Linked DNA regions of Homo sapiens: region 2 is linked to region 1. The links are chromatin loops, found by intact Hi-C in ENCODE. Cell type or tissue: PC-9. All regions are shown on one strand. Links, peaks and the distances in the headings refer to the core of each region. The heading gives the core; the rest is flanking DNA. Region 1 overlaps AQP7 (aquaporin 7). Region 2 overlaps NFX1 (nuclear transcription factor, X-box binding 1).

The links. Peaks named below come from ENCODE experiments on the same cell type or tissue, not always from the same donor. Only the 100,000 strongest peaks of a DNase experiment are listed, where the experiment ranks them.
Region 2: it touches region 1 in a loop (4-fold over the local background); 1 of 110 quality-filtered maps calls a loop at or near these places.

The regions. Positions count from the first base shown.
Region 1 is chr9:33,388,539-33,399,679 of GRCh38, forward strand. AQP7 (aquaporin 7) reads right to left here. Exons shown (of 8, transcript NM_001170.3): 3 at 6,540-6,657. Among named protein-coding and RNA genes, the nearest start is that of AQP7, 8.5 kb to the right of the region's middle. RefSeq lists enhancers at 1,752-2,539, 2,540-3,326, 2,853-3,147. In PC-9, for the core only: no CTCF peak of the experiment used is centred there; DNase peaks (open chromatin) are centred at 2,723 and 3,173; H3K4me3 peaks cover 487 bases; H3K27ac peaks cover 1,562 bases.
Region 2 is chr9:33,324,096-33,335,236 of GRCh38, forward strand. It overlaps NFX1 (nuclear transcription factor, X-box binding 1), which reads left to right. Exons shown (of 24, transcript NM_002504.6): 10 at 4,486-4,583; 11 at 8,377-8,407. Among named protein-coding and RNA genes, the nearest start is that of NFX1, 39 kb to the left of the region's middle. In PC-9, for the core only: no CTCF peak of the experiment used is centred there; DNase peaks (open chromatin) are centred at 5,266 and 6,056; H3K4me3 peaks cover 352 bases; H3K27ac peaks cover 3,338 bases.

The DNA of each region.
Region 1 (11,141 bases), core at 1,667-5,666:
CAATACTCTTTGTATTCAGCAATAGTATTACTACTAAATAATAATAACCATTTATTGAGCACTGCCTACATGCCAGCGAGTTATACTGATCACCTCCTTTAACCCTTAACACCAATCTTATGACTTAAGCACTATTATTCTCCCCCACTTGACAGAGGGTAATCTGAAGCTTAGAGAACTTGAATGGCTTGTCCAAGGTCACACAGCCTGTACCTGGTGAGCCAGGATTAAATCCAGGCAGTTACCTGTGCCAGATGGCCTCAAACCAAACAACTGTGCTGCTCCATGCATGCCTTGCTTTCTTGTGCCACTGTTTTGTTTGTTTGTTTGATGTTTGAGACAGGGTTTTGCTCTATCACCCAGGCTGGAGTGCAGTGCCATGATCAGGGCTCATTGCAGCCTCCATCTCCTGGGCCCAAGTGATCCTCCCACCTCAGCCTCCCAAGTAGTTGGGACTATGGGCATGTGCCTCGGCACCCAGCCAATTTTTTTTTTTTTTTTTTTTTTGAGACAGAGTCTTGCTCTGTCGCCCAAGCTGGAGTGCAATGGCACGATCTCTACTCACTGCAACCTCCAACTCCCGGGTTCAAGTGATTCTCCTGCCTTAGCCTCCCGAGTAGTTGAGATAATAGGTGCACGCCACCATGCCCAACTATTTTTTTGTATTTTTAGTAGAGACAGGGTTTCACGATGTTGGCCAGACTGGTCTCAAACACCTGACCTCAGATGATCCGCCTGCCTTGGCCTCCCAAAGTCCTGGGATTACAGGCATGAGCCACTGCGCCCTGTCCCAGCTAATTTTTTCAATTTATTTTGTGTAGAGATGAGGTTTCACTATGTTGCCCGGGCTGGTCTCGAGCTCCTGGCCTTAAGCAGTCCTCTCACCTCAGCCTCCCAGAGTGCTGGGATTACAGGTGTGAGCCACCATGCCTGGCCAGAATATCCTAATAATTTTACATTGACTGCATCTTGAAATAGGATTTTGGATATATGGGTTAATTATTAAAATTAATTTCACCTGTTGCTTTTTACCTTTTTAATGTGGATACTAGAAAAATTTAAATTATACAGATGGCTTGTATTGTATTTCCCCTGGAGAACTCTGTTCTAGAGTTGATAAAAGAGAAAACCTGGAGAATTGTAGACATGAGGGCCGAAGTCAAAGCCGTCAGAGGAGAAGGCCCCAGGAGAGGGTACAGGGTAAGAAGGCAGACCAGGCCGGATGCGGTGGCTCATGCCTGTAATCCCAGCACTTTGGGAGGCCGAGGTGGATGGATCACTTTAGGTCAGGAGTTCAAGACCAGCATGACAAAACCCCGTCTCTACTAATAATACAAAAATTAGCCAGGTGTGGTGGCGCTTGCCTGTAATCCCAGCTACTCAGGAGGCTGAGACAGGAGAATTGCTTGAACCCAAGACGCGGAGCTTGCAGTGAGCCGAGATCACGCCACTACACTCCAGCCTGGGTGACAGAGCAAGACTCCGTCTCAAAAAAAAAAAAAAAAAAAGAAAAGAAAGAAAAAGAGTTGAAAGACACCAGTGTAGACTCCTCTTCGAGAACTCGCCTGAGGAGCGGGGGAGAGAGAACATGATCCCGCGAAGGGGCTGACAGGGTGAAGGGAGGGATGTTTCATTTTGTGTTGTTTTCAGTGGAGAAACTTCAGTATATTTATAGGCTGAGAGAGGGACAGGCTGAAGATAAAGGACAGAGAAAAAGGACAGAGTAAAGTACCTGAATAGGCTGGACAGCTGGATTGGTGCAGAAGTGGAGGGGTCCTCCAGGAAGGAGAGGACCCCGCCCCAGCCAAGGGGTGATATGTGGATACATGGGTGGTTAATGGGTCTGGTGGTGAGAGGGACAAGAGGGTGAGCTGAACACAGGAAGTGTTGATTATTTTACCTGTCAAGCAGCAGATCAAGCCATTTGCTGATTTAAAAAAAAAAAAAAGTCAGAGTACAGAGCAGCTTTGGGGAAGTCTGAGAAAATGTGAAATAGCCCAGATATGGTGGGGGAGAGGCAGCTGAGCAGGGCCCACTGGGTCCCTCAGAAGCCCCAGGACAGAAGCAGGGGAGCCCAGAGCTAGGCTGGCTTCAGATCCAGGATAAGATACAGCAGGAGAGGACAGGAACAGATGGGGGTGCAGGGGGGAGTGAGGCCAGGACAGGTTGACAGGCTGGCAGGGTCAAGAGGTAGAGGGACTGGAGCAGGCATGGAGGGTCTGAAAACAGAGGGGCCCCCATGGCCTTTCCCCCATTCCAATACCATGTGCTAAAAATACTGGATGAGCATAGGCTGGGCGCGGTGGCTCACGCCTGTAATCCCAGCACTTTGGGAGGCCGAGGCAGGCCGATCATGAGGTCAGGAGTTCGAGACCTGCCTGGCCGACATGGTGAAACCCCGTCTCTACTAAAGATACAAAAAATTAGCCAGGCGTGGTGGCACATGCCTGTAATCCCAGCTACTCAGGAGGCTGAGGCAGGAGAATCACTTGAACCTGGGAGGCAGAGTAGTGAACTGAGATCACACCACTGCACTCCAGCCTGGGCAACAGGGTGAGACTCGGTCTCAAAATAAATAAATAAAATAAAATACTGGGTGAGTGAATGAACCCCACATGATTCCCTGTGTCAGGGTTGCCAACTGGCAACTCATGCACGTAATTCATCCAGCGCACAGGTTTTGTTTAGATAACTTGGTTTTGAAGAACAGAAGTTTCCTTCTCTCTTGAAAAATGAGCAGCTCAGGCAACACTGGCCTGCATTCCACTCTCCATGGCAACAGTCAGCTGGAGTGGCGGCAGCTCTACAGCCTTGCACAGATTGGCACTCTGCAGCCAGCCAAAGTCCCCACCGCCCTGAGTTGCCGCTCTCTTGGCCCCCGTAGCATGTGATCTACAACCCTTGCCCCGTGTCTCACGTGTATGGCTGGTTTTCCAGGGCCCGGATGGCTCCAGCCCCTCCTCTCCCTGATCAGTGAATGTGGCCCAGCCCATCCAACTCTCCCCCACAGCCAGGAGGCCAGCTCCAAGGGCAACACCCCTGGAAGCTGCAACATGGATCAGTCCACTTCCCTCATCCTGGCTGCAATAAATGGGGCCAAGGTCACACTAGCTTTTTTGGCAAAACCTTCACCCTGGTGACTCACTGAGATTCCTGTATATATATATAAAAACAAAAACAAAAAGCCCTCACTTCTTGGCACAGCCTGGCAACTAAAAATAACAACAACACAATGTCCGATATAGGCTTACACCTCACAAAGTTCTTTTACAAGTGCTACTGTCTTCAATCCTCACAGCAAATCTGCACGGCAAGAATTTTTCTCCCACTCTATAAATGGGGAAACTGAGGCCGAGAGAGGCATCTTGAACTACCTGAAAGTGAGGACCTTACCCTGGCTGGGGGAGCATTAACAAGCCAGAGTCTTCAAAAGCTGGCAATATTTAAGCTAAGGGACAGAGCATAGAGGTTAACGGTCAAGACTGTGATACTGGGCCGGGCACGGTGACTCATGCCTGTAATCCCAGCACTTTGGGAGGCCGAGGTGGGAGGATCACTTGAAGTCAGGAGTTCAAGACCAGCCTTGACAACATGGTGAAACCTCGTCTTTCCTAAAAATACAAAAATTGGCTGGGCATGGTGGCATGCACCTGTAATTCCAGCTACTCCAGAGGCTGAGGCGCAAGAATCGCTTGAACCCGGGAGATGGAGGTTGCAGTGAGCTGAGATCGCGCCACTGTGACAAAGCAAGACTGTATCTCAAAAAAAAAAAAAAAGACTGTGATATTAGACTGCACTGGATTTAATCTTGACTTACAGTGTGACCTTGGGCAAAAGGCTTAGTCTCAAGGAGCCTCAGTTTTCCCATCTGTGAAACTGGGATAATAATAGTACCTACTTCACAGGGCTATTGCGAGGATTTGGGAAGATGCTGCACGTAAGGGGCTTAGCATCACAGAGCCCGGGATGCATTAGGTGCTCAATGAAAATCTCAACAAAAGGAAGAGGAACACAGATGTGGGCAGGTATCAAGCATGTGGGCGGTGCCTATTTCCCTAACAGCTCTCAGAGGACGCACCCTCCTGCCTCCGAGGTTCCAAGGGTTAACAGCCCTCATGGGGCTGGAATGTCTTGTGATAAGATCATTACTTTGCCCTGGATTAAGGAGGGACAGGATCCAACTGCTGTCCTCACAGCTCAGGAGCCAAAGCAGGTGGGGAGGTAGGAGAGGAGCAAAGGAGGGCTAGAGGCAGAGAGGAGAGAGCAGCTAGAGCACCCGTCCTAATAACAAGGGACCAATACATGGGTACCACAGGTGTACTGGGTGCTGAGACTTGGCCTTCTTCACACAAGTCCTCCAGTTTGATGTTAGTGCTCCTGTTAACCAATAAGGAAGCTACAGTTGTGGGCCGGGCGAGGTGACTCACGCCAGCAATCCCAGCACTTTGGGAGGCTGAGGCAGGCAGATCACCTGAATTCGGGAGTTCGAAACCAGCCTGGCCAACATGGTGAAACCCCATCTCTACTAAAAATAGAAAAATTAGCTGAGCACACTGGCACGCGCCTGTAGTCCCAGCTACTCAGGAGGCTGAGGCAAGAGAGTCACTTGAGTATGGGAGGTGGGGGCTGCAGTGAGCTGAGATCACACCACTGCACTCCATCCTAGGAGACAGAGTGAGACCCTGTCTCAAAAATAAGAAAGCTAAATTTGTGAACAGTTAAGATACTTGTGGATAGTCGCACAGCTAGAAGATAACAGAGCTAGGATTCAAACACAGCTCCAAAGCCCACGAAAGCCTAATTCTACATGATATAAGTGAGAAGTCAGGCTTTAAGCCATGCAGAGACATGCCCAAGGCCAACTGGTCACTCAGTGGCAGGGTCAGGCTAAGAACCCCGGTGTTCCGATTTCCTGTCTCCCTTGAGCTCCATGGGCCCCACCACACACACAAACAGCCTCTCTCACCCCACCTTCCTCTAGCATGCACCTGGCTGCCTTTGCCTCCCTTCCCAGAGGCTGCCCCTTCTTTCTCTAGACCCTGGACCCTGCATAAGATGCAATAAACATGGCTACAGTCACGTTAAGGGCAGAGGCTCGCTGGGGTAAGTGGCAGGGCTGAAGCAGGTGGAGAGGGAGCAACCTCACATCCCGCCTGCAGTCTGGATTCTGTCCCAATCACACACTAAAGAAGAGCCCTTGTCAAGGTTACCAGCAACCTCCACGTTGCCAAACCCAAAGGCCTCTTGCCAGTACTCACCTCGCGTGGCCCATCTGCCGCTGCCCACGCCGCTGACGGCTTCTTCCTGGTGGAACCACTGCCCCCCTCTGTCATGCAGTCTGCTCTGGTTCTCCTCCCACCTCTCTGACCGTTCCTTCTCAGGCTCCTTTGCATGCCCTTCTTCATTCCTCAGGGCTCTGTCCTCAACCCATCCTTTTCTCTTTCTGTACACTGTCTCTGGACAGTATTGACAACTACCACCTGTGTTGTGATGAACTTCAACTTTTTCCTTCCAGACCAAGCCTCTCCTGAGCTCCAGCCCCTTGCATGTGTTTAACTATCTCCTGGATTTCCCCACAGGCATCTCACCTCTCACCCTGTGCTGGGCCCCGTGCTCCAGAACAGCTCATCGGCGCTTTGCCCACATCTTCTGCTGGCAGAGTCTCCCTGATTCTGTCTTCCACAGCCCTCTCAAACATGTGCTTTCTTCTCCAACCCCAAACCAGTCATCACCTTCTCTCTGTCCCAGATCAAAAACAGCCTCTTAACTGGTTCCCTCTTGCCAGCCTTGCCTGTTCTGCTTATGCTCCACACTGCACCCAAAATTACCTTTAAAACCCAAATCTGATCATGTCACTCCCCTGCTTGCCAGCCTTCAACATCACCCACTGCCCTCTGGATTCATTATCAGAGCCCGATCATCAAGTTTCTCTTCAATCTCTCTCTCTCTTTTTTTTTTTTTTTCTTTTTTTTTTTTGAGACAGAGTTTCGCTCCTGTCACCCAGGCTGGAGTGCAATGGTGTGATCTCAGCTCACTGCAACCTCCGCCTCCTGGGCTCAAGTGATTCTCCTGCCTCAGCCTCCTGAATAACTGAGATTACAGGCGTCCGCCACCATGCCCAGCTAATTTTTGTATTTTTAGTAGAGACGGGGTTTCACCATGTTGGCCAGGCTGGTTTCGAACTCTTGACCTCAGGTGATCCACCTGCCTAAGCCTCCCAAAGTGCTGGAATTACAGGCATGAGCCACCGCACCTGGGCCTCTTCAATCTCTTTATCCTGGGTTTCCCTTCTCCCCATTTCCAGCCGTGCCCCGGATACCCCAGTGCATGGTTTCATTTGACCCCCACATATTATGAGCCCTTTCTGTCCAAAAAGGCTTGATGAGAAAGCCCCCCCTCCTTACTTTCCTCTGCTGCTTCCCCAGGCTCCCAGCTCAGAGGCAAGGAATGGACAATGTGACCCATGGGGTCAGCATGGGGAGGGGGTCATGGACGGCCCTGGCGGAGCCCCACCCACTTCGTGCTGCCCACCCACTCACCATCATGACATATGTGCTCATGAACTCGGCCAGGAACTCTCGCACCATCTTCCTCTGCAGTATTTCCTGGATCTTTGCTATCACGGACCAGGAGACCATTTTGGAGCCACGGGTGGACCTAAGACAGTGGCCCGAGCCCATGGACAGAAAGGAGACTCAAGTCTGCCTGCTGCCCATCGGCTCTTCAACTCCCAGCTGAGTTAATAGGTAACCCAGCAGCCTCGCCCACACACGCCTCCTCTTGCGCAGGGCAGCTGGGACAGCTGGAATTGGAGACACTTGAGAGCCACGGGGACATGGAGAGGAACTGGGGTAGATGGCCAGGCCATGCCCCTTCTAGTTGGGACTGGACCAGTAAAAATGGCACACCAATGAGGCCACTTTGCAGATGGGCGGGTGGGGAGCTGAAAGTGCAATCCACGGTGCCAACAAGCCTCTGGAAAAAAGCAGGGTGGGAGAGAGCAGGCTGGAAAGTGGAGCTCAGTTGTCTATGTCTGTCCGTCTGTCCGTCTGCCTATCTGCTAGAGCCAGAACTTTGGGGTCACAGGCCAGGGCCTGGCAACAGTGAGGCACTCTACAAACAGCATGAGGTGTGACAAAGTCTGCTGCCGAGCTCTATAAACAGCACTGAGCGCTGAAACAAGCGCCAGGTTCTGTCAAAAATGAAGGGGTCAGCAAAATGCACCAGGCTGTGCAACCAGGTCAGTGCAAACAGAGGTTTGTGAGAGAGTGAGTGAATGAATGAATGACCAAGAGAGAGGGAGGGAGAAAAGGAAGGACTGGATCTACTTCCTGGTGTATCTTCAGTGCCCAGCACCACGCCAGGCACATAGTAGATGTGCAATAAGTATTTGTTGAATGAGTGAAAACTGGGGAATCTGTCTTACTCCCAACTAGATCCTCAGAGCTTCCCAAAGGGCCTGGCACTTGATTTATATTGAGTTAAGTGCACGGTTAGATGGAAAGGTAGATGAAACAGGTGAGTAACAGGGCCCAAATCTGCATATAGAGAGAGGTATAGGACTGGAGTTTGGGGAAGGTGGCGGGGTGGGCCTGGAGGATAAAGAGGAAGAAGAGGGGCTGGGCCCGGTGGCTCACGCCTATAATCCCAGCACTTTGGTAGGCCAAGGTGGGCAGATCACCTGAGGTCGGGAGTTCGAGACCAGCCTGACCAAGATAGAGAAACCCCATCTCTACTAAAAAATACAAAATTAGCCAGGCATGATGGCGCATGCCTGTAATCCCAGCTACTTTGGAGGCTGAGGCAGGAGAATCGCTTGAACATGGGAGATGGAGGTTGTGGTGAGCCGAGATCTTGCCACTGCACTCCAGCCTGGGCAACAAGAGCGAGACTCCATCTCAAAAAAAAAAAAAAAAAAAAAAGAGGAAGAAGAGGGATACAGATACCTCTAAGTGTGGCCTTAGTCACTCTGCTATCTCACTGTCTGCATGCCCGGAAGCTGACACCAGCCCCTCAACTCCTCTGGCCAGCCCATCCTTGCACATCACGTACTGCCTTAGCTGCAGGCCTTTGCACATGCCAGTCCTACGCCCAGAATGGTCCCCTGCCTCCCCAGAGGCTCCTTTACCCACCAGCCTTCTTTTCTTGACCTAAATTTCCCTTTCTCTGGGAGAGCCTCCTACCCTCTCCTCTAGGCCATTCACTTCTTCCACATGCCCCACGGTGCCCACTCTTTCAGCTGGGGCAATGCTCATCACACTGCATAGTAATTGCTCAGTTAGGCCAGGCACAGTGTCTCACGCCTGTAATCCCAGCACTTGCCGAGGCGAGCTGATCGCTTGAGCCCAGGAGTTCAAGACCAGCCTGGGCAGTATGACAAAACCTCATCTCTACAAAAAAAAAAATACAAAAATTAGTCAGGTGTTGTGGTGTACGCCTGTGGTCCCAGCTAATGGGGAGGCTGAGGTGGGAGGATTGCCTGAGCTCAGAAGGCAGAGGTTGCAGTGAGCTGAGATCACACCACTGCACTCCAGCATGGGTGACAGAGTGACACCCTGTCTCAAAAAAAAAAAAAAAAAAAGCTTGATTAATAATTAATTAACGGTTTTTCTTCCTAAGGGCTGGGATCATACCAGTTTCCTTCACTGCAGTGCCTGAACATAGTAGGCATAGTAGATTCAATAAATCTTTGGTTCATTGGCTGGTTGTTGCCTGCCGTGTGCTGATGAGAAAGGAGCCAGGCTTCCAGGATTTCCTTGGTGTTCTTGGCTCCCTGCTCTGTCTACCTCTCCCCTGCCTCTATGGTACCTTCCCAGGACTGTCTTTGGGCTGCTGCTTGCATTGGTAGGGTCTCTTCTTCAGGGCTGAGGAGGCTGCTCATGGGATAATGAGACCCCTATACGATGCTGCATGGGAGCTGGAGTTGGATGGGGGCCAGTGGATTATCCGCGCAACTCTGCATCCCCCTCCATCTACTCCTCCCTGGTTTTGTTTCTCTGGGGTAAGGAATAGAGCAAAGACTGGGATGGGTGAGCTATGAACAGAGGGTCTCAGCTGAAAAGTGGAAGATGTTTTATTCCATGCCTGGACATCTCTCATTCCCTCTGCTTACTTTTTGCTGCTGTGAGGTCAGGGGAATTTAGGAGCCCTGAGGAATGCTGCTGCTCTCCCTAGCAGGGCGAGGTGACCCTCCACTGGCCCCCATCCAACCCCAGCTCCCATGCTGGAGGTAACCACAGAAGAGGAGAGAGAAGTGGATAGAGCAGAAAGCCAAGAACACCAAGAGAATCCTGGAAGCCTGGCTCCTTCCTCATCACCACACAGCTGGCAAGACACAGTAAGCAACAGATAACCACCAACCAGCCAATGAACTCAAGATTTCTTGAATCTACTGTGCCTAGAATGTTCAGACACTGCAGTAAAGGACACTGGTACGATCCAGCCCGTGGGAAGAAAAGCAATCAATTGAGCAATTACTATGCAGTGTGATGAGCACTGCCCCAGCTGAAAGAGTGGGCACCGTGGGGCATGTGGAGGAAGTGAATGGCCTAGAGGAGGGGGTAGGAGGCTCCCAGAGAAAGGGAAATTTAGGTCAAGAAAAGAAGGCTGGAGGGTAAAGGAGCCTCCAGGGAGGCAGGGATCACTCTGGGCGTAGGACTGGCATGTGCAAAGGCCTGCAGCTAAGGCAGTATCCAATGTGCAGGAATGGGCTGGCCACGGAGGAGTGGAGGTGGCATGAGATGGGCAGAGAGGGGCCAGGGCCAGGTGGCAGAAGGCCTCATGGCCCACATTAGGGAGTCTGAACTCTACCAGAGGGCCATGGGCCAAGTGGAGGGTTTCAGCAGGAGAGCTGCCTCCCCTGTGGAGGCCAGGATGGAGGAAGTGGAGTGGAGGCAGGGTGAGCATCAGCTTCTCCACAGATGGGTGGAGAAGTGGCGGCAGCCTGAGCCACAGAGATGGCAGCGCCAATGGCCAAAAGAGCACAGTCAAGCTGACAGGCTTGGTGTTTGGTTAGAGAGGGAAGAGAGCGGGGCAGCTCAGCGATGCCCTCAGGTCCTGGCTAGGGCAGGTCCTGACTAGTGTGGGGCGCAGCAGAGAAGCTGTGGGAGAATGGACAAGGAGGCCCTTTCTGGGCATGTTGAGTGTGAGGAGCCCGCTAGACACTTGGGTGGGATGGCCAGTGAGGAGGCAGCTGGTCATGTGGTCTCACTTACAGACACATTTGGAGGACAGCAAATCACAGATGGTCATCTGAGCCATGGGCATAGATGAGAGAGCTCAAGGAGAGGGTACAGACTAAGAAGAGGGGCCCAAGAAAGCCAGCCTACAAAGCAAGAAACTGGCAGCCAACCAGATTCCCTAAGTAATCTGCTAACCAAGGAACTAAATAGCTAACAGCTCACTAAAAGCCTGTTTCTTTTCTTTTTCTTTTTCCTTTTTTTTTTTTTTTGAGACAGGGTCTCACTCTGTCGCCCAGGCTGAAGTGCGGTGGTGGCACAGTCACAGCTCACTGAAGCCTAGACTTCCCAGGGTTCAAGCAATCCTCCCGCCTCAGCCTCCCAAGGTGCAGGGATTTCAGGCATGAGCCACCACGCCTGGTGGCTTACTAACCCTTTGACTAACCTATCAAAAACCAACTAACTGATTCTCCTGTTAACCAGCTATTAACTCATTTAATTATCTAATCAACCAGCCAACCATAAACTATCCAACTAACCACGAGCCAACAATTCAACCTGCTAACCAACATTTCTTAATTCAACAAACATTGGTTGGCCAGGCATGGTGACTCATGCCTGTAATCCCAACACTTTAGGAGGCCGAGGCAGGTGGATCACTTGAGGTCAGGAGTTCAAGACCAGCCTGGCCAACATGGCAGAACCCCATTTCCACTAATAATAAAAAAAAAATTAGCTGGGCATGGTGGCAGGCACCTGTAATACCAGCTGGGGGGGGAGGGGCTGAGACATGAGAATCGCTTGAACCCAAGAAGCAGAAGTTGCAGTGAGCCGAGATCATGCCACTGCACTCCAGCATGGGCAACAGAGCAAGACTCCATCTCAAAAAAAAAAAATTTTTTTTTGTTGAGCATCTACTTATGAGTCAAGCACCAGGGATACAAAGTCAAAACCCACTCTCCA
Region 2 (11,141 bases), core at 3,672-7,671, 62 kb before region 1:
AGGCCAGGCACAGTGGCTCATGCCTGTAATCCCAGCACTTTGGGAGGCTGAGGCAGGCAGATCACTTGGGATCAGGAGTTTGAGATCAGCCTGGCCAACATGGTGAAATCTCGTCTCTACTAAAAATATAAAAATTAGCTGGGTGTGGCGGCACACGCCTGTAATCCTGGCTATTTGGAAGGCTAAGGCAGGAGAATCGCTTGAACCCAGTAGGCGGAGGTTGCAGTGAGCCGAGATCGCACCACTGTACTCCAGCCTGGACGAGGGAGTAAGACTCCATCTCAAAAAAAATAATAATAATTAAATTTAGCTGGGCATGGTGGCACACACCTGTGATCCCAGCTACTCAGGAGGCTGAGGTGGGAAGATTGCTTGAGTCCAAGAGGTTGAGGTTGCAGCAAGCCATGATCATGCCACTGCGCTTCAGGTGGGCAAGAAAGCAAGACCCTTTCTCAAAGGAAGAAGAAAACTTCATTAAAGGGGCTCAATAGTAGATTTGAGCTGGCAGAAGAAACGATCAGTGAACATGAAAATAGATTGAAAGAGATTTGGTCAGGCACAGTGGCTCATGCCTGTAATCCCAGCATTTTGGGAGGCTGAGGCAGGCGAATCACGAGGTCAGGAGATCGAGACCATCCTGGCTAACATGGTGAAACCCCGTCTCTACTATATACAAAAAAAAAATTAGCCAGGTGTGGTGGCGGGCACCTGTAGTCCCAGCTACTCGGGAGGCTGAGGCAGGAGAATGGTGTGAACCTGGGAGGCGGAGGTTGCAGTGAGCTGAGATTGTGCCACTGCACTCCAGCCTGGGCAACAGAGTGAGATTCCATCTCAAAAAAAAAAAAAAAGAAAGAGATTATATAACCCAACGGACAGAGAGAAAATATAATGAAGAGAAATGAACAAAGCCTCAGAAATGTGGGACACCTTTAACTGTATCAGTGTACATGTAATTGGAATATGAGGAGGAGAGTAGAAAGAAGTGGAAAAATATTTAATGAAATAATAGATAAAAACTTTCAAATGTATTGAAAAACACTACACATCCAGGAAACTCAGTAAACTCCAGGTAGGAAAGAGATCCACATCTAGACATATAATAAAAATGCTAAAAGTTAATGATAAGGAGAAAGTCTTGAAAGCAGCAAGAGAAAAATGACTTATCACATACAAGGGAACCTCTGTAAGCTTAACAGTGGACTTCTCATCAGAAACAATGGAGAACACATCACAACCAGAAGGCAGTAGGATGACATATTCAAAGTGCTGAAAGAAAACTGGCAACTGGCCGGGCGCGGTGGCTCACGCCTGTAATCCCAGCACTTTGAGAGGCCGAGGCGGGTGGATCACGAGGTCAGGATATTGAGACCATCCTGGCTAACACGGTGAAACCCTGTCTCTACTAAAAAATACAAAAAATTAGCCGGGCATGGTGGCGGGCACCTGTAGTCCCAGCTACTCGGGATGCTGAGGCAGGAGAATGGCATGAACCCGGGAGGCGTAGCTTGCAGTGAGCCGAGATTGCGCCACTGCACTCCAGCCTGGGCAACAGAGAGAGACTCTGTCTCAAAAAAAGAAAAAGAAAAAAAGAAAACTGTCAACCAAGAATCTTACATCTCATGAAACTAACTTTAGAAAATGAAGATAAAAACAAAATTTATTGCTAGCAGGCAGACTTGCCTTACAGTAAGTACTAAAAGAAATTCTTCAGGCTATAAGCAAGTAAACCCAAATAGAATTTCAAATCCACATGAAAAGACAAAGAGCACTAGTAAAGATGATTATGTAATCATAAAAGGCAGTATAAATGCATATTTCTTCTTCTCAACTGATTTAAAAAACAACTGTATAAAATAATATGTATAAAATTATATTTTAGGCCTATAACCTGTAGAAGTATATTTGATAATTATAGCATAAAGGAGATAGATGGGATCAAAGTTGTGTTAGAATAAGAAAATGATACCAGATCACAACTCAAACCTACAGGAACAAATGAGGGAAGCCATAAGTGGTAAATTTTGTATAAGAGGGGGGCTAGGCGCAGTGACTCACACCTGTAATCCCAGCTCTTTGGGAGGCCAAGGTGGGCAGATCACTTGATGTCAGGAGTTTGAGACCAGCCTGACCAACATGGTGAAACTCCGTTTCTACTAAAAATACAAAAATTAGTGTGGTGTGGTGGCATATGCCTGTGATCCCAGCTACTCAGGAGGCTGAGGCACAAAAATTGTTTGAATTCAGGAGGCAGAGGCTGCAGTGAGCCAAGATCATGCCACTGCACTTCAGCCTGGGCAACAGAGCAAGCCTCTGTCTTTAAAAAAAAAAAAAAAAAAAAAAAAGCTGGGCACTGTAGCTCTCACCTGTAATCCCAGCTACTCAGGAGGCTGAGGTGGAAGGATCACTTGAGGCTAGGAGTTCAAGGCCAGCCTGGGCAACGTAGTGAGATTTAATCCCTCAAAGAAATTTGTAAAATTACCCAGACATGGTGGTATGTGCCTGTAGTCCCACCTACTCAAGAGGCTAAAGTGGGGGATCACTTGAGGCCAAGAGTTCAAGACTGCAGTCAGCTATGATCATGCCACTGCATTCCAGCCTGAGTGACAAGAGTGGGACCCTGTCTCCAAAAATTAATAAAGCTATAAATATATATATTTGTTATCTTTTTCAGCTTCTTTAATAGATATAACATTATATAAAGTTCTAACAAAGTAGTATTGGGTTTATAACATATAGATGTGATATGTATAACAATAACTGCACAAAAGGGGAGAAGAATAGAGCTGTGTAAGGGTAAACCTTCTGTATCTTACTGGAGTTAGTATAAATCTGAAGTAGATTCTGATAAGATGTATATGGTAAGCCCTAGAGGGACCATTAAGAAAATAACTCAAAACATTTAGTGAAAAATATAATTAAGGGAATTACACTATAAAAAATATTGACAAAATGCAAATGAAAATAGGAAAGGAGTATTAGAATAACAAAAAAGACATGAGACTTACAGAAAACTAAAAAAGACGAACATAAATCCAGCTATAACAGTAACATTAAATGTGAATGGATTGAGCAAAAGCAGATATTTTTGAGTTTTGATTTATTTATTTTTTATAGAGGTGGAATCTCACTCTATTTCCTGGGCTGATCCCGAACTCCTAGGCTCAAGCAGTCCTCCCACCTTGGCTTCTCAAAGTGCTGGGATTACAGGCATGAGCCACTGCACCCAGCCAAAAGCAGAAATTTTTTAGACTGGATTTAAAAAACAAGATCCAACTATATGCTCTCTTGAGATGGAGTCTTGCTCTGTTGCCCAGGCTGGAGTGCAGTGGCATGATCTTGGCTCACTGCAACCTCCGCCTCCCAGGTTCAAGCGATTCTCCTGCCTCAGCCTCCTGAGTCGCTGGGATTACAGGTGGGCGCCACCACGCCTGGCTAATTTTTTTGTATTTTTAGTAGAGACAGGGTTTCACCATGTTGGTCAGGCTGGTCTCAAACTCCTGACCTCATGATCTGCCCACCTCGGTCTCCCAAAGTGCTGGGATTACAGGCGTGAGCCACCGCACCAGGCCATGGAGACAATCTTTATAGTCAAAGATACAATGAGGCTGAAAGTTAAAGAATAGAAAAAGTACACCATGTAAACAGTAGCCATAAGAGACCCCAGGTGATCCCCATAGGGTCCTGGAAACAGGACTTGTCCTAAACCTAGTTTAGCAGCATGGATGCAGGCACCACCAGACATTCACAGAGCTCTAGTCAGTCAGACTGTGGATCATGGCTTCTGATTATTTATAATCCCCAGATGACTTTCAGAGTCGACAGCATTCCACTAAAGTCATCCATGGCTACAGTTTTAGGGAGATTCAAGTCTACACTGGAGATGTGGGGCCTGAGGAAAAAGAAGATTTATTCTGTGTTTTTGTTATTTGTTTTGAAACAGGGTCTTGCTCTGTCACCTAGACTGGAGTTCAGTGGTGCGATCACAGTTCACTGTAGCCTCAACGTCCCATGCTCAGGAGATTTTCCCACCTCAGACTCCTGAGTAGCTGGGACTGTAGGCCTGCATCACCACTCCTGGCTAATTTCTTGTTTTTGTGCTTTTTTTTTTTTTGGTAGACACAGGGTTTCACCATGTTCCCAGGTGATCTCGAGCTCCTGGGGTCAAGCGATCCTCCCACCTCAGCCTCTCAAAGTGCTGGAATTATAGGCATGAGCCACCACACTTGGCCTTTTTTTGACTTAGGCAAATCGTCGTATACTTTAAAGCATATTCCAGTGTCTAAGCTGGGCCCTGAAGTTGTCAGAAAAGGCCCAGTCTGCCAGATGAAGGGAAGATAGGGAAGAAGCATTGACTGCATACTTCCCTCAACTCTGATTCTGGAGTTGCAGGGCATGGAGGGGAAGACCAGTGTGGCTAGCAAATTTGGGAGTATGAAAATGAGTAGTTGCAGTTTTCATTTCCAGCTCTTTTCGTTTTTATTAAAGATTTCATTCATACCTGTGAAAAGCTCTGCCATGAAGGAGACTGTGGACCATGCTCTCGCACATCAGTTATTTCCTGCAGATGCTCTTTCAGAACAAAGGTAAATCCTAAACAATGCTAGAGTTGTTGCCATCAATGTTTTCTTTAAAATGGTGATTATGGGAGGGGAGGAATCAAAATAACCTCAGTAGATTAGGTATGGGAAGTGGTTGTGGCACTCAAGGTCCAGAGGCCTATAGTGGGATAAGGCAAATATACAGATCACTCTACCAAATACAGGTGTGATAGTCTGAAAAGGGGAACAGTAGCACTGTTGCAAGGAGTCAGCCAACTAAGAAGTTAGAGGAAACACAGTCCATATGACCACCCACTTGTGGCACCAACTTTTGATACCAATTGAAAGTTCAGTGGTCCCTAAGACCACCTGCGAGGCTTGATAATTTGATAAAAGGACTCACCGAACTTGCTGGTGGTTACACTCATGGTTAGAGCTTTACTACAAGGAGGTTACAGTTTTATTACAAGGAAAAGGATACAGATTAAATCAGCCAAGGGAAGAAGTATGTAGGACAGAGTCCAAAAAAATACCAAAGGTGGAACTTCATTTGTCCTTTCCCTGTGGAGTCAGGAAAGTATTACTCTCTCCGCTTCAGTGTGTGCCAGCATACATGGAATATTGCCAACCAGGAAAGTTCACCCAGACCTGTGTGTTCAGTTTTTATTGGTGCTCTATTGTGCAATCATAGTTGACTGCCCATGTGGCTAATCTCAGTCTCCAGTCTCTCCCGAGGTGTACCGATACCATGTGACCCAAAACCCCTGCCCTAAAACTATCCAGTGTGGCCAGCCTGCTCCTAAATCACGTAATTGGACTATCCAGTGACTCAAGACTCCAGGCAAACAATGACACTTATATCAGGCATGGCATTCCACTAGGCTTAGAGATTACCTCTCAGAAGCCAAGCACAAAGGCCAGACTCTCTTTAAGTAAGGTTTAATTCTTCACTGTACATCTGTTTTGTCAGTTTCTACTTTCTGGTGAAAGCCTGGATGGTTTTTATTTTTCTTTTTTTTTTTTTAATTTTATTTATTTATTTTGAGACAGAGTCTCACTCCATCACCCAGGATGGAGTGCAGAGGCGCAGTCTTGGCTCACTGCAGCCTCCACCTCCCAGATTCAAGTGATTCTTATGCCTTAGCCTCTGGAGTAGCTGGAATTACAGGTGCATGCCATCACACCCGGCTAATTTTTGTATTTTTAGTAGAGACGGGATTTTGCCATGTTGGCCAGGCTGGTCTCAAACTCCTGACCTCAAGTGATCCTCCTGCCTCAGCCTCCCAAAGTGCTGGGATTACAGGTGTGCACCACCACTCCTGGCTAATTTTTGTATTTTTAGTAGAGGTGGGGTTTCACCATGTTGGCCAGGCTGGTCTTGAACTCCTGACCTCAGGTAATCTACCCGCCTCAGCCTCCCAAAATGCTGGGATTACAGACGTGAGCCACTGTGCCCAGCCTACCTTGGATAGTTTTCATCAGACTTTATGTTATAAAAAGTCTTCGGGTGATTCAGCTTGGGGAACACACTGAGTGTTGATTTATCCTGCTCTTTGACCTACTTAGTCATTTTAGTGTATATCAACATTTGTCCCAGTAGAGTACAAGCCAGGGTGGAGACAGAATTGTGAACCGTTGGTTCTGTTAAACACAATGCAGGGTCTGGCAGCATCTGACTTGCGAATAATTCTGAGGATATAGTCCATAAATGGGAAGCTAGTTTAATAGGAAAACTTCAGAAAAAAGGGAAAAGTAGTATAATTTACATGTTACAAAAGTTGTGTAATCATATATGGGTTTTTTCCTGAAAGAAATTACAATATACATAGGATAACAGAGGCATTTTTGAATGTCAGGTATGGGACCACTTTTGTACTTTGTAAATACTGTATTAAAGACTGAGATGCTGTGATTTGGCAATCATAAATTTAGTAATGCCCAGAGATGCTCTTTGTGATCTGTGTGACTGAAAATTGTAAGCAGGGTTGGGACATGTAAGCTGGAAGTGGCTGCTGTCAGTTTTCTTCATTCTCCCACAATCCCTCTTTCTATCTCTACGTTTTCTTGCTTCTCATTGACTCTTTGTCCTCACTCCCTCTAATAGTGGACTCCATGGCAGTGAGTGTATTCTTGAAAAGCTATGTGTAAGTTGAATTTTTGCAAGTAGAAGTCCTTAAATTGCAGGAGGAGCTCACTGTCAATACAAACTCTGTTAAACCTGTTTGACAAAGTAAAAAAAAAACTCTTCAAAAAGCTGATAATTGGCTGGGTGTGGTGGCTCACGCCTGTAATCCCAGCACTTTGGGAGGCTGAGGTGGGCGGATCATGAGGTCAGGAGATTGAGACCATGGTGAAACCCCGTCTCTACTAAAAATACAAAAAATTAGCCAGGCACGGTGGTGGGCGCCTGTAGTCCCAGCTACTCGGGAGGCTGAGGCAGGAGAATGGTGTGAACCCAGGAAGTGGAGCTTGCAGTGAACCGAGATTGCACCACTGCGCTCCAGCCAGGGCAACAGAGCAAGACTGTCTCAAAAAAAAAATAAAAAAAATAAGCTGATAATTATCACCTCATTGTTTAACTAGATTTTTCATGAATATGGATTTTTCATGACATGGTTTTGGTAATGGAATGGGCTTTTCCACAGAAGTGAGTTTTCTAGATAAATAAAACATTTCTTAAAACTTCAAAGGTTGTTTTCATTTCATCACTTTGGTGGGATTCTGATAAATGTATGCTGTGTCTATGTCTTCATAAAGCATGCTATATTTAAGTCTTTATGGTAATTCATGTGCAGGAATTTATGGGAGTTCTGCCTTTCCTGACAATTGTAGATAACCACTCCTGCATATCATTTCTTCCATATAATCCAGTGTTCACTGATGGGAGCATTAACTCAGTTTCATGAGTCACTTTTGCTTTATATCTGTAGAGAGCATATAGGGAACTTTTTCATATCATCAATCCCAGACACCTCATTTTTTATCTGAAATGTATATTTTCCAGCCAAGAACCTTTTATTGCTTAGACTTCTTCACATCTGTTATCAACTTCAGTAGCTGCTTTTTTTTTTTTTTTCAGGATAATTTTTACGAAGAGGGGACTTTTAAAGTCATTTTTCTCATTTCTGAGTACATGGCAACCTGTAAATGACATCAAAGCCAAAATCAGATGTAGAAGCCGGGCAGCTAGCCAGACTCATTCTACCCCAAGTGACTGACTTCCTTCCCACACACCATCATCACTACACACGATTTTTAGGATCATGCCTTAGCAAAATTACGTGATAGACCTTTTAGACCACTCACATGTAGTGGAAACCAAACTTTAGAGGCCAAACCAAAGATCCTGCTTTATTTCACTTTGCTGTAGTTTTGTGATATTATCAGGTGTGCTCTGAAGTGTGTAGAGCCGTTTGTCCCTGCATTAAATGGTACAGATTGTCATCTGTTTTCAATTCTTATATCTGCTTTTTATGGCTTTTTCTGTCTGTACCCTTGTTTGGTGATGACTTCTCTTTCCTTTGCATGCCTTTAGCAGCCCTCTTTCTATTTAGATTTTGTAATTATTAGTCTACTGTGAATTTGGAGACCAGACCACAAAAATTGTTAGAATTGTATTTTCATGAAAAGTCTGTAAGCCTGGAGTCCTCTTGTGAGTAAAGCTCATTCATATAGGGATTAGGCTCGCTCCAGACATGGCAAGTGAAGTTGGTGAATAAGTGACTATCAGAGAAGTATGGGATATTTGGGATATTCTTGTTACCTATGGCATTATATTATAGTTGTATTATTTTAGTTATTCCTAAAGTAGTTACCATTTCTTTTTCTTTTTCCATAGGAGCTTCCATGTACCAGTCTCAAAAGTGAAGGTATGACTGGGGTGGGGCATGAGGGAATTTCTGGGGTGAAAGTGTCGTCACTCTGAATCTTGTTAGGGAGTTGGGTTATGTATTTGTCAAAATTCAGTGAAGGCATACTTAAGATTTGTGGTATAACTTTCACCTCAAAAGGAAAAAAATATAAATTGAATTCTAATTGATGAAATGCTGAAAAATATAAGCTAAGTGCACTCATGTCTACAGCTTGCTTTGAAATGCATTAAAAAAGAAAATTAGTGGGTAGGTAGAAGAATGGATATGTATATGAAAAAATATGTTAATGGTAGAATCTAGATATGGGCATATGGATGTTCACTGTAAAATACTTTGAACTTTTTTTCTTTTTCCTTTTGAGACGGAGTCTCGCTCTGTTTCGCAGGCCAGAGTGCAGTGGCGCGATCTCGGCTCACTGCAACCTCCACCTCCCAGGTTCAAGTGATTCCCCTGCCTCAGCCTCCCAAGTAGCTGGGATTACAGGTGTCCACCACTACACCTGGCTGATTTTTGTATTTTTGGTAGAGACGGGGTTTCACTGTGTTGGCCAGGCTGGTCTCTAACTCCTGACCTCAAGTGATCCACCCGCCTCGGCCTCCCAAAGTGTTGGGATTACAGGCATGAGTCACCACACCGGCCTCGATTCCTGTTTTTATAACCGACACATACTGTTGTTGAAGCCATTTTAAAACCTTTTTGGAAAAGTGATGGAAGATAAGGATATGCAAAATAAAAGGTCTTACTGTAGTCAGAAAGAAAGCTGTATTGGTTAGGAAGCTTCTGGATGCAGGTAACAAAACCCAAGAAAAAGTGACTTTTACGATAAGGGTGTTTACTGCCACACCTGATAGGATATCTGGAGGCAGAACAAGTCCGAGATTGGTTAATTTTAGCTCAGTGATTTTGAAGACTTCAATTTGGCTTCTCTGTGGTTTTCTTGATTTTCTCCTCGTGGGTATGTTAGCTGCTGCAGCTTCACACATTGGGTCTCTGCCCAACAACATCTAAACAAAATCCATGAAGAGAGTGTTGTTGTTCTCTTCCTATGTAAGAGCAAGGAAAACAGTCCTGAAAGGTTCTCAGTACACTGTGTCCAATTCTTCTGCCTAAACCTGTAACTAGCAAAGTGAATGGAATTACCATGGTGGGTAAAGGTACACAACATCCACCCCTGGAACTGAGGAGCACACTGGCTCCCAGTTTCTGAACAAAATTAAGGCTGTCTTTGCCTGAAAGAGAAGAGTGGCCGTTTGGGAGGTACCCAGCAATATCTGCCTCAAAACCGTATTTAAACTTTTGGTTCAGTGTGCCATCTGTATCAAGGAAAAAAAGTTTGGTTATTAAAAACATAATTTGGGTCCAAGCCTGGTGGCTCATGCCTGTAATCCCAGCACTTTGGGAGGCCAAGGTGGGCGGATCACCTGAGGTCAGGAGTTCAAGGCCAGCCTAGCCAACATGGTGAAACCCCATCTCTACTAAAAATACAAAAATTAGCCAAGTACAGTGGCGCACCCCTGTAATCCCAGCTACTCAGGAGGCTGAGGCAGGAGAATCACTTGAACTCAGGAGACAGAGGTTGCAGTGAACTGAGATCACACCATTGCTCTCCAGCCTGGGCGACAGAGTGAGACTCCGTATCAAAAAAGAAACAAGAAAAACATAATTTGGGCCAGATGCAGTGGCTCACATCTGTAATCCTTATGCTTTGGGAGGCCAGGGCTGGGGGATCACTTAAAGCCAGGAGTTCAAGACCAGCCTGGGCAACATAGTGAGGCACTGTCTTTGCAAAAGAATTTTTAAAGTTAGCCAGGCATAGTGGCATGTGCCCATAGTCCTAGATACTCGGGAGGCTGAGGCAGAGGATTGCTTGAGTCCAGGAGTTTGAGGTTGCAGTGAGCTGTGATTGTGCCATTGCACTCTATCCTGGTGACAGAGCGAGACCCTATCTCTAAAACAATAAAACAAAATAATAAAAACATAATTTGAAAAAATACAAAATTAATACACTTATGAAGTTTAAAAAAAAATATGAAGTGAAAGATGAAAATTTGCCCTCTAATAGTAGTTTGTTAGTTAGGGTTTCAGATCTTTTTCCCTATTCATACAGATGTATAAACATGCCAGCATAGTTTTGTTTTTCCCTAGATTTAGGCTTATACTAAAGATACTGTCTGCAGCTTATTTTCCCTCACTAATATCTCAAAGACGTATTTCCATGTCAGTATGCATAACTCTTGTTCTTGCAGAGTATTCCATATGTGGATCTGCCTTGTCATAGTTCACCATGACCCTTTTGGTGGTCATTTAGGTTGTCTCCAGTTTTTCCCCATTATTAATAAGCAGGAACCGTCCTGTCCCACTTTTTATAACTTTATGATGCAAAATTTCAACCATACGTGAAAGTGGAGAAACTGGTATAATGAATCCCCACGTACCTATGACCTGTCATCATCAGTTGTCAACATTTTACCTCTCGTTTTCATCCATCCCTCCTTCCCTACATTTTATTTATGCTGAAGTACTTTGAAAACAAATCTCAAATATCATTTCACCCATAAATACTTCAGTGGTTAGCCCACTTTTTTTTTAGTTGAAATTCACATAACATAATTAACCATTTTAAATGTACAGTTCAGTGGCACTTAGTTCTTTCACAATCTAGTTCCAAAATATTTTCTCTGTCTTACATTTTTTCTTCTTCTCTATTTTATCTTTCTTTTTCTTTTTTTTT